Regions from separate parts of the Homo sapiens genome. Here region 2 is linked to region 1. A link is an interaction called in ENCODE POLR2A ChIA-PET data of the cell type or tissue named here. Cell type or tissue: GM12878. All regions are shown on one strand. Each heading gives the region's core, and the rest is flanking DNA. Links, peaks and the distances in the headings are about the cores only.

Evidence for each region. Peaks named below come from ENCODE experiments on the same cell type or tissue, not always from the same donor. Only the 100,000 strongest peaks of a DNase experiment are listed, where the experiment ranks them.
Region 2: POLR2A ChIA-PET joins it to region 1 with 8 read pairs; 8 of 35 experiments call an interaction of 5 or more read pairs at or near these places.

Annotation. Positions count from the first base shown.
Region 1 is chr10:5,875,399-5,882,310 of GRCh38, reverse strand. It overlaps ANKRD16 (ankyrin repeat domain 16), which reads left to right. Exons shown (of 8, transcript NM_019046.3): 6 at 1,935-2,013; 7 at 4,024-4,214. The coding sequence ends at 4,181. Among named protein-coding and RNA genes, the nearest start is that of ANKRD16, 11 kb to the left of the region's middle. In GM12878, for the core only: no CTCF peak of the experiment used is centred there; no DNase peak of the experiment used is centred there.
Region 2 is chr10:5,969,659-5,972,158 of GRCh38, reverse strand. The region is part of intron 1 of IL15RA (interleukin 15 receptor subunit alpha); the gene reads left to right. LOC107984200 (a long non-coding RNA gene) reads right to left here. Exons shown (of 3, transcript XR_001747348.2): 3 at 1-165. Among named protein-coding and RNA genes, the nearest start is that of IL15RA, 6.6 kb to the left of the region's middle. In GM12878, for the core only: no CTCF peak of the experiment used is centred there; no DNase peak of the experiment used is centred there; H3K4me3 peaks cover 1,218 bases; H3K27ac peaks cover 826 bases.

The DNA.
Region 1 (6,912 bases), core at 2,162-4,661:
CGGCCTCCCAAAGTGCTGGGATTACAGGCGTGAGCCACCATGCCCGGCCTACTTGTTTTTCTGATCAATTACATTTTCCTGCCTGATGTCCTGCTTTCGAGCAGCTGGGTAGATACACATGATGTGCTCTGTGGCCGCAGGGTGCTCCCATAGGAAGAGTGAACCTGGAACCTTAACTGTAGTCTCATCACATAGTAGCAGACTAACTGGCTAGACAAAGAGTGTATAAATTATTTTATAGGCCAGGCGCAGTGGCTCACTCCTGTAATCCCAGCACTTTGGGAGGCCAAGGCGGGCGGATCACGGGGTCAAGAGATCGAGACCGGCCAGGCGCAGTGGCTCAAGCCTGTAATCCCAGCACTTTGGGAGGCTGAGGCAGGTGGATCGTGAGGTCAGGAGATCGAGACCATCCTGGCTAACACGGTGAAACCCCGTCTCTACTAAAAATACAAAAAATTAGCCGGGCATGGTGGCAGGTGCCTGTAGTCCCAGCTACTAGGGAGACTGAGGCAGGAGAATGGTGTGAACCTGGGAGGAGGAGCTTGCAGTGAGCCGAGATCGCACCACCGCACTCCAGCCTGGACGACAGAGTGAGACTGTGTCAAAAAAAAAAAAAAAAAATCAAGACCATCCTGGCCAACATGGTGAAACCCTGTCTCTACTAAAAAATACAAAAAAATTAGCTGGGGGTGGTGACACATGCCACTAGTCCCAGCTACTCAGGAGGCTGAGGCAGAAGGATCGCTTGAACCCGGGAGGTGGAGGTTGCAGTGAGCCAAGATCATGCCACTGCACCCCAGCCAAGCAACAGAGTGAGACTACATCTCAAATATATATATATATATATATATATATATATATATATATATATAAATAATATTTTTATTTTATAAAATATTTATTATAATAATTCCTACTAGCTGTAATAGGAATTCCCATTTATGAGCGGTTATGATCTTTTCTAGTTTATCTCTCCCCTAAAGATTTCAACAAAGAGTATATTTGCTTGGGAAATTTTAGAGTTTTGGGTTCTGTATAAATCACAAGATTTGTACTGCTCACAATGATGGAAACTAACTGCATTGGGTCAGTAATTTGGCTCACAGAGTTGATCATCTATATTCTAATAATTAAATGTCACCAAAATATTTATTTAATGATTTATATTAGAATTGAGAATGATACAATATCTTACTTTAGATATGAAAATTTGGCTGGGCGCAGTGGCTCACACCTGTAATCCCAACACTTTGGGAGGCTGAGACAGGAGGATCCCTTGAGCCCAGAAGTTTGTGATCAGTCTGGACAACATAGTGAGACCTTGTCTCTACAAAAAAAAAAAAAAGAATAAATTAGGGAAAAAAAGATGAAAATTCACTTTTAGCAGTCGACTGTTTTAGAAAAGGTGCCTAATATATGTTAGAGTCTGTGTTTAAAGTGTGAAAGGAAAATAAAAACGTAAGACCCCCAACTCACTCTGCCAAAAGAAAAAAAATTAAGCTGAAAGCTGAGTCATGCAGAAAGCTGCCTTTCCTTTTGTTCCTAAGCAGATAGCTACAGATAAAGGGTTAAATATTTCCACAGGTAGCTACTTTATATTCACCTTATCTTATGTAAAGTGCCAATTTACTGAGTGGAAAGAGATATTTAATGTATCATTGCCTAATCCCCCCCCTGCTCCTTTTATCCTGCAATGTGGATTCAGTAATGTGACCATACCCTCCTCCTCTTCACTCCAGCCCTCTTTTCCCCTTTAAATATTGAAGCCCTCAAAATCATCTTTGGAGAGAGACACAGACCTGTCTCTCAGGTATGTCCTTAACCTTGGCAAAATAAACTTCTAAATTGATTGAGACCTGTCTCAGATACTTTTTGGTTTGCAAAAGGTTTTCTTTTATCCTCATCACAGTGATAACAAATTTGTTTCAATTCAGGAAGGACATACAAGTACAATTCAGACTCTCTTATCCTTGGGAGCTGACATCAATTCTAAAGATGAAAAAAATCGATCAGGTACCGTTTAATTTTATATATGCCTTGGAAATTAGTAAACTGAGTATAACCAATACACTTTTATATTTAAAACAATGATTTTAATATTCTTCCTTTTTTTTTTTTTTTTTTTTTTTTTTTTTAGTGGTGGTGGTGTTGAGACAAGAGTTTCCCTCTGTTGCCCAGGCTGGAGTGCAGTGGCACGCCATCTCAGCTCTCTGCAACATCCACCTCCTGGCTCAAGTGATTCTCATGTCTCAGCCTCCCAAGTAGCTGGAATTACAGGCATGCACCACCATGCCTGGCTAATTTTTGTATTTTTAGTACAGATGGGGTTTCCCTATGTTGGCCAGGCTGGTCTTGAACTCCTGACCTCAAACAATCTACCTGCCTTGGCCTCCCAAAGTGCTGGGATTACAGGCATGAGCCACTGTGACCAGCCTTAATGTTATTCTTCTAATAGCTCAGCTACTTTTCCTTAAAATATCTTTTTCTCTGCAAAGCCTTCATATAATTGTTATTATAACAGTGATGATGACTGCCACTCATTACAACTGCTGTTGTTAATCTTTGTTGTTATTTTAAACCATAACAATATATGCATCATAAAAGCAGTTTCTTTCTAATCCATGATGACACCTGCTAGCCAGGTATCGTATCAATTCTTCACAGGTCATCCATTTTGGAGTATATTTAGAAACTATATTCATTATGATTTTTTTTATTTAGAATATTCAGAAACATCTGCTGAGAGCAAATTCTTTAGACTTGGACTTTAAAATAAACCCTCTAACATTCTGTGAGCCAAAGGCCATCTTGCAAGGGTTTAGTGGAATTTTTTTTTTTTTTTGGAGACAAAGTCTCGCTCTGTCACCCAGTCTGGAGGGCAGTGGCACGATCTTGGCTCACTGCAACCTCCACCTCCTGGGTTCAAGCGATTCTTCTGCCTCCCAAGTAGCTGGGACTACGGGTGCCCACCACCATGCCCAGCTAATTTTTGTATTTTTAGTAGAGACAGGGTTTCACCATGTTGGCCAGACTGGTCTCAAACTCCTGACCTCAAGTGATCTGCCCACCTCGCCCTCCCAAAGTGCAGGGATTACAGGCATGAGCCACCGCGCCTGGCCTAGTGGGATCTTTCTGATGCTTCAAAGACTCGCAGGTACCTAACTACTCACTCTAGGGCTGGAAAGGGCAGCTGCTCTGCCCAGGAAGGGACACAGCTTCTCTGCTGGAGGGAAAGCAGCAGAATCACCAGTGCCCCTGAACTCAGCACACCAGGAACCTCAGTGCTGATTTCTGCACCCAGAGTGGGAAGCTTGTTCAAAAGTGTTTTTTTGGCTACGTGATTATTTGTGGTGATATTTTTACTTACAAAGCAAATTCAATAAGCCTTTTAGAAAGTTTTTTGTACCATTTAAAGTGTGTTTCCAGAGCATTCAGGCGTATGAAGAGGATGTATCCTATATCTTGTTAACTTGCTCTGTTGCTTCTTGCTTTAGATAAGTTTCTTTTTCTTTTTTTTTTTTTTTTGAGGCAGAGTCTTGCTCTGTCACCCAGGCTGGCGTGCAGTGCTCACTGCAACCGCCACCTCCTGGGTTCAAGCGATTTTCCTGCCTCAGCCTCCCGAGTAGCTGGGATTACAGGCATGCACCACCACGCCCGGCTAATTTTTTAATTTTTATTAGAGATGGGGTTTCACCATGTTGGTCAGGCTAGTCTCACACTCTTGACCTCATGATCTGCCTACCTCAGCCTCCCAGAGTGCTGGGATTACAGGCATGAGCCACCACGCCCAGCCTAGATAAATTTCTTAAATCCTCTCTAACTGGTTTTGTTATCTTTAAAACTATTTTCAACCCAATCAGGTTAGAAACAAAAATATTTTGATCTAGTATAGGTGAAGTTGTGAAGATGGATTACGGAAGATATTGAAAGAATTGATATTTTTATTGGGCACTATCAACTCATGAGGTCAGTATTGCTCCAGGGATTGTGTTTTAAGTCCATGTGATTTTTGTCACCCCTCAGCCCTGCATCTGGCCTGTGCAGGTCAGCACTTGGCCTGTGCCAAGTTTCTCCTGCAGTCGGGACTGAAGGATTCTGAAGACATCACGGGCACCCTGGCTCAGCAGCTCCCAAGGAGAGCAGATGTCCTTCAGGGCTCTGGCCATAGCGCAATGACATAAGGATGTTTCCAAGAGGAGGCAATAAAGTGCATGGTAATTCATATCCTGCTTCTTAAGTCAGTCACAGATTCAGCGAAACCAGTTGGAAGCCAGTTTTCCATCTCCTCCACTTCCTCCCTTCCCTCATCCTGCATGTTCCACTCCTGCTGAGGAGTTCCCAGTGATCAGGGGGCTGAGTTCCCAGCTCCATGACAGGCACATTATGGAGTCCCAAGCACAGTCATAATCTTCCCGTAGTCCATATTTCACTCTTTGTACTCTTAAAGTAGAATAGATAACGTTTGCGCGATCAGGCTGTGGGATCCTTAGAGAAGCATGTACCATGCATGAATATAATATAGCATACACACTTTCACAAACATATGAAATATCTTATAGTAACTGCTGCATGGTAAGGCTGTGATAATAATAACAAAAATATCACATACGTTGCTATTAGCTTGAGCTATAAAATGCAGTTGGCCCATTTAATTTCTTCCTTCATAAGCTTTTACTTGGCCATTACAATGGTTCACTTTTGGTTTCGTAGCCAAGAAGGACATACTTATAATCTGTTTACACAGGCATTTACAAGAAATTAATAAAAACTTTTATATATTCTAAGCACTGCTAGTTAAGCTATCAAGTTTTAATCTTGAGGGTTTTTGTTTGTTTTAATAGATAAATTCAGTATTGACCCCCTTCAAGTAATAAATACATGTAAAAAATGTAACTAAGGACCGGGCATGGTGGCCCGTGCCTGTAATCCCAGCACTTTGGGAGGCTGAGGCAGACAGATCACTTGAGGCCGGGAGTTCAAGACCAGCCTGGCCAACATGATAAAACCTCATCTCTACTAAAAATACAAAAATTAGCCAGCTGTGCTGGTGCATGCCTGTAGTCCCAGCTACCAGTGAGGCTGAGGCCCGAGAATTGCCTGAACCCAGGAGGCAGAGGTTGCAGTGAGCTGAGATAGCGCCACTGCACTCCAGCCTGGGCGACAGAGCATGACTCCGTCTCAAAAAAAAAAAGAAAAAAAGAAAATGTAACTAAGATATTTACAAAACTTCTGTTAACCTGAGTTTAAGAATGGGGTTTTGTCTTTAAAACCCATTTTTCTGGCCTGTCCCATCCACCCACGGAAGCCTGTGACTTAAGGAATGAAACACTTGACATTTAGCTTTAAAAAATATTATAGCCTCTTAAACGGAGTAAAGATAGGATGAGTCCTCAGGCATTTAGATTCTTTTTCTACTTTTTTTTCCTTTTCTTTCTTTTCCTTTTTTGATCCTTCTCTCTGAATTGCAAAGAATAATTATTAGTCTAGATCAGGCTTTTTAATCATTGTATGCATCAGTCACAAGCAACATTGAATCCTCTTATTCAGTGTGATCCAGTAAGTGCTTATTACACACCCACCTTACTCTCAGCGTTGGGCTCGGTTTGGCACAGAGCAAGAATTTCCCGTTCGTCTTAATTATTCCCAGATGGCATCAGCGGATTCCTGTTTCTAACCACCAAATCAGTGTTCTGGTAGAAACACTCCTGTCTTGTGACCTCTAAATTACACACTCTCCATCTGCACTGATTTGAGATGTAGTTACCACTTTTCTGTTCCTCCAGAGATGCCTGCGTCAATGCCCTCTAGGTCTGAAGATGGTCCTGTTGTGCGGCTATTTCACGTGTACAGGTGGGACTGAAAGATCAGTCTGGGACTGCCCTCTTTCCCCTCAGCACACACATGAGCAGCTTTGTGTTTGCAGCAGCTGCGTGCACGATCAGCTTCCACTTGGCTTTGCTTCTGCCCTTACAAACCAGCTGATGATGATGACACAGCATGTTACACTGTTGTCCCCGGTTTTCCTAGATTCCACGCACCTTTGTAATAGAAACCGTGGTTACTGGATGCCACTGCTGAAACTACTAAACACCCAGAGATGGCAGTGATTATAAGAACATTAATCGTGGGCTGGGCGCGGTGGCTCATGCCTGTAATCCCAACACTTTGGGAGGCTGAGGTGGGTGGATCACCTGAGGTCAGGAGTTCAAGACCTGCCTGGCCAACATGGTGAAACCCAGTTTCTTCTAAAAATACAACAATTAGCCCGGCGTGGTGGCATGCGCCTGTAATCCCAGCTACTTGGGAGGCTGAGGCAGGAGAATCGCTTTAACTCCGGAGGCGGAGGTTGCAGTGAGCCGAGATCGTGCCACTGTACTCCAGCCTGGGTGACAGAGCAAGACTCCATCTCAAAACAAAACAAAACAAAAAAATTAGCCTGGCATGGTGGCAGGCGCCTGTAATCCCAGTTACTTGAGAGGCTAAGGCAGGAGAATCGCTTGAATCTGGGAGGCAGAGGTTGCAGTGAGCCGAGATTGCACTACTGCACTCCAGCCTGGGTGACAGAATGAGACTCTGTCTCAAAAAAAAAAAAAAAAAGAACATTAATTGCAGCAAAGAGAGTAGCAATAATAGAATAATAACCAGATGTTTCCATAACAATAATATATGAAGAATGCTCTGGCAATGATAACTAATATTTTTCTATTACTCCCTAATTATAGTTACTTTACTCACCTCCTTTGGGTCTTTACCTACAAGCCACCTTCTCAGCGAGGCCTGCCCAGGCCACCCTATCTAAAATTGTGTCCTTTTCTTCAACATTTGATATCTTCTTTCCCCAGTTTATTTTTTCTTCTTAGCATTTGCTATTAGCAAATGTACCATATAATTTATTTATTTTGTTGATTGTTT
Region 2 (2,500 bases), core at 1-2,500, 92 kb before region 1:
CTCTTGTTCAGAGTGTGAAGAATGAACTGTAGTCAGGAGACTCCAGAGAATAGGAGCTGCATTGAGGTTTTTGAAATCGTTCTGGTGGGTGGTGATGAAATCCTGAACACAGGCGGTGTCAATGCAGGAGACAGAAGAGGCCAGATGTCTTCTCGAGTCCTAAAACTATAGAATGTATTTCATTACTTTCCTTTCATTTGCTCTTCAACCTGTAGCCCTCAACTCTTGCAAGACTCCAATAATCATTATTTAAGGATTCGAGTTATGGAGAAATTCACCTGGCACACAAGAGGTGGGTCAGGAAGCTCAGTTAATGAGTCTGAGAGAGAAAGAAAAGAATTGCCAAGTTTCAGGCAGTGAGCTGGAGACAGTCTGTACTTTTTGGGAACTCCAAAAGGAAGTGTGTTGACTTGGCTGACATTTCAGCGGGGAAAATAAGGAAGGAAGGTGATGGGTGACTGTGAGGCCAGAGGCCTTTGCCTTTTCCGTACACCAGCTCCACAGTGAGCATCCTGAGGGCAGGAACCATATCTGACACATCTCTGAATCCTACCACCCTTAGCTCGTGCAGGCATTTGAAAGGTGCTGTAAGCGAGGGGAATGTTGGAGTCCATTCTGACTCTGCTCACAGGATTGGGAGCCACGCTAACCCGACAACCTCTGAACTCTGGATATGGAACCAGGCCGAGGCTGCCAGCTCTTATTAGACTCTGTAAACCAACCTGATAGATAAGGAAGTGTGATTCACAGGTTCTGGGAAACAGAAAGAGGTGTGGCCTCATACACTATTTTGGTGACTTCATTTAAATGATCGTTAGGACTTGTTGTATATGTTTTTTGGCTACTTCAGAGTTTTGAAAGTCCTAGAGCCATAAGTTTACTCCAATTTCCATTACTTCATAATTCCATTATATGTATTCAGAAAATATCTATCGTATACCAGCCGTAGGAAAGTGAGAGTACCACAGAACTGTGAAATATACATACCATCTGCAAGGAGCTTATAATATTGTAAACAAGGTGAGACTTGTTTACATTGAATAACTAGGGAACAATGTTATGAGAGAATATATAGAAAGTATAATTCAAGTATCTAAAGATGTGATTAAGGCATGTGGAAATGAAGTTATTGCTTCAATTAAATGTATTATCTCTGGAGGACGGCTTGAGTTCAGGAGTTTGAGACCAGGCTGGGCAACATGGTGAGACCCCATCTCTAGGAAAAAAAAAATTAGCCAGGTATGGTGGCATGTGCCTCTAGTCCCAGCTACTCGGGAGGCTGAGGCAGGAGGATTGCTTAAGGCCAGGAGTTTGAGGCTGCAGCGGGGCATAATCATGCCATTGTGCTCTAGCCTGGGTGACAGAGCTAGACCCTGTCTCAAAATAAAATAAAATAAAATAAAATAAAATAAAATAAAATAATAATGAAATAAAATAAAATCATTTTAAAAATAAAATAATAAAATGAAACAGTGTTAGTAATATCACCAATATAGTTATGAGACAGTCCAACTTTATAAAGTAAGTAACTGGCCACCATTTGCCTGGTTGGATTGGCTGTAGTACATTGATATCCTTGTACATTCAAACATTAACTATTCACAGATTTATCTTGGTTTGAGGACCGTTCAGAATGGAAGAACCACTGATAGACTTCCTTTCTCAGCAAAATGACAGAGTAGATACCAAAAAACCCTCCTGCTACAAAAACACCCAGAAATGATAAATAATATAGTGCAAATGCCTTTTAAAATCCTGAGCTGATAAACAATAATCAACTGTTTAAAGCAAAATAATAACAATGTGTCATGGGGTATAACATATGTCAAAGCAAAACATAGAACAATAGCACAAGGGCTTGGGGGAGAGACTGGAAGTCTGCTGTTTCAGATCTTTACAGGATATGTATGTGGTGGTATAACATCACCGGAAGGAAAACTGTGATAAGGTAAAGATATATAGTGGACACCCTAAAACAACCACTAAACTAGTACAACGAGTTATAGTTAATAACCAACAAAGGAGATAAAATGGAATCATAAAACATACTCAGAGAATCTATGATGTGATCATCTCCATAGGAAATCATATGGAATCTACAAAGCTGCTATTAGAATAAGTGAGTTTACAAGGGTGCAGAATACAGAGTCAAGACACCAAAAAATCAATATGCAAAATACTAGCAACAAACAATAAGAAATCGAAATAAATATCATACCATTTGCAGTGACATAAAAAATATGAAATACTTAGGGATATGTCTGACAAAAGATGTACAAGGCTGGCACGCTGAAAATTATAAAACATTTCTGGAGAAATTGCAGAATTCTTAAATAAATCAAGAGAGATACCGTGTTGATGGGTTTTTAAGAAGACTCAATATTATTAAGATATCAATTCTTCCCCAAACTGATCTTTAAATTTAATGAATTCCAATCAAAATTTTAGCAGGCTTTTGTTGGTAGACATTGATACACTGTTTGTTAAATTCAGTAGGCCA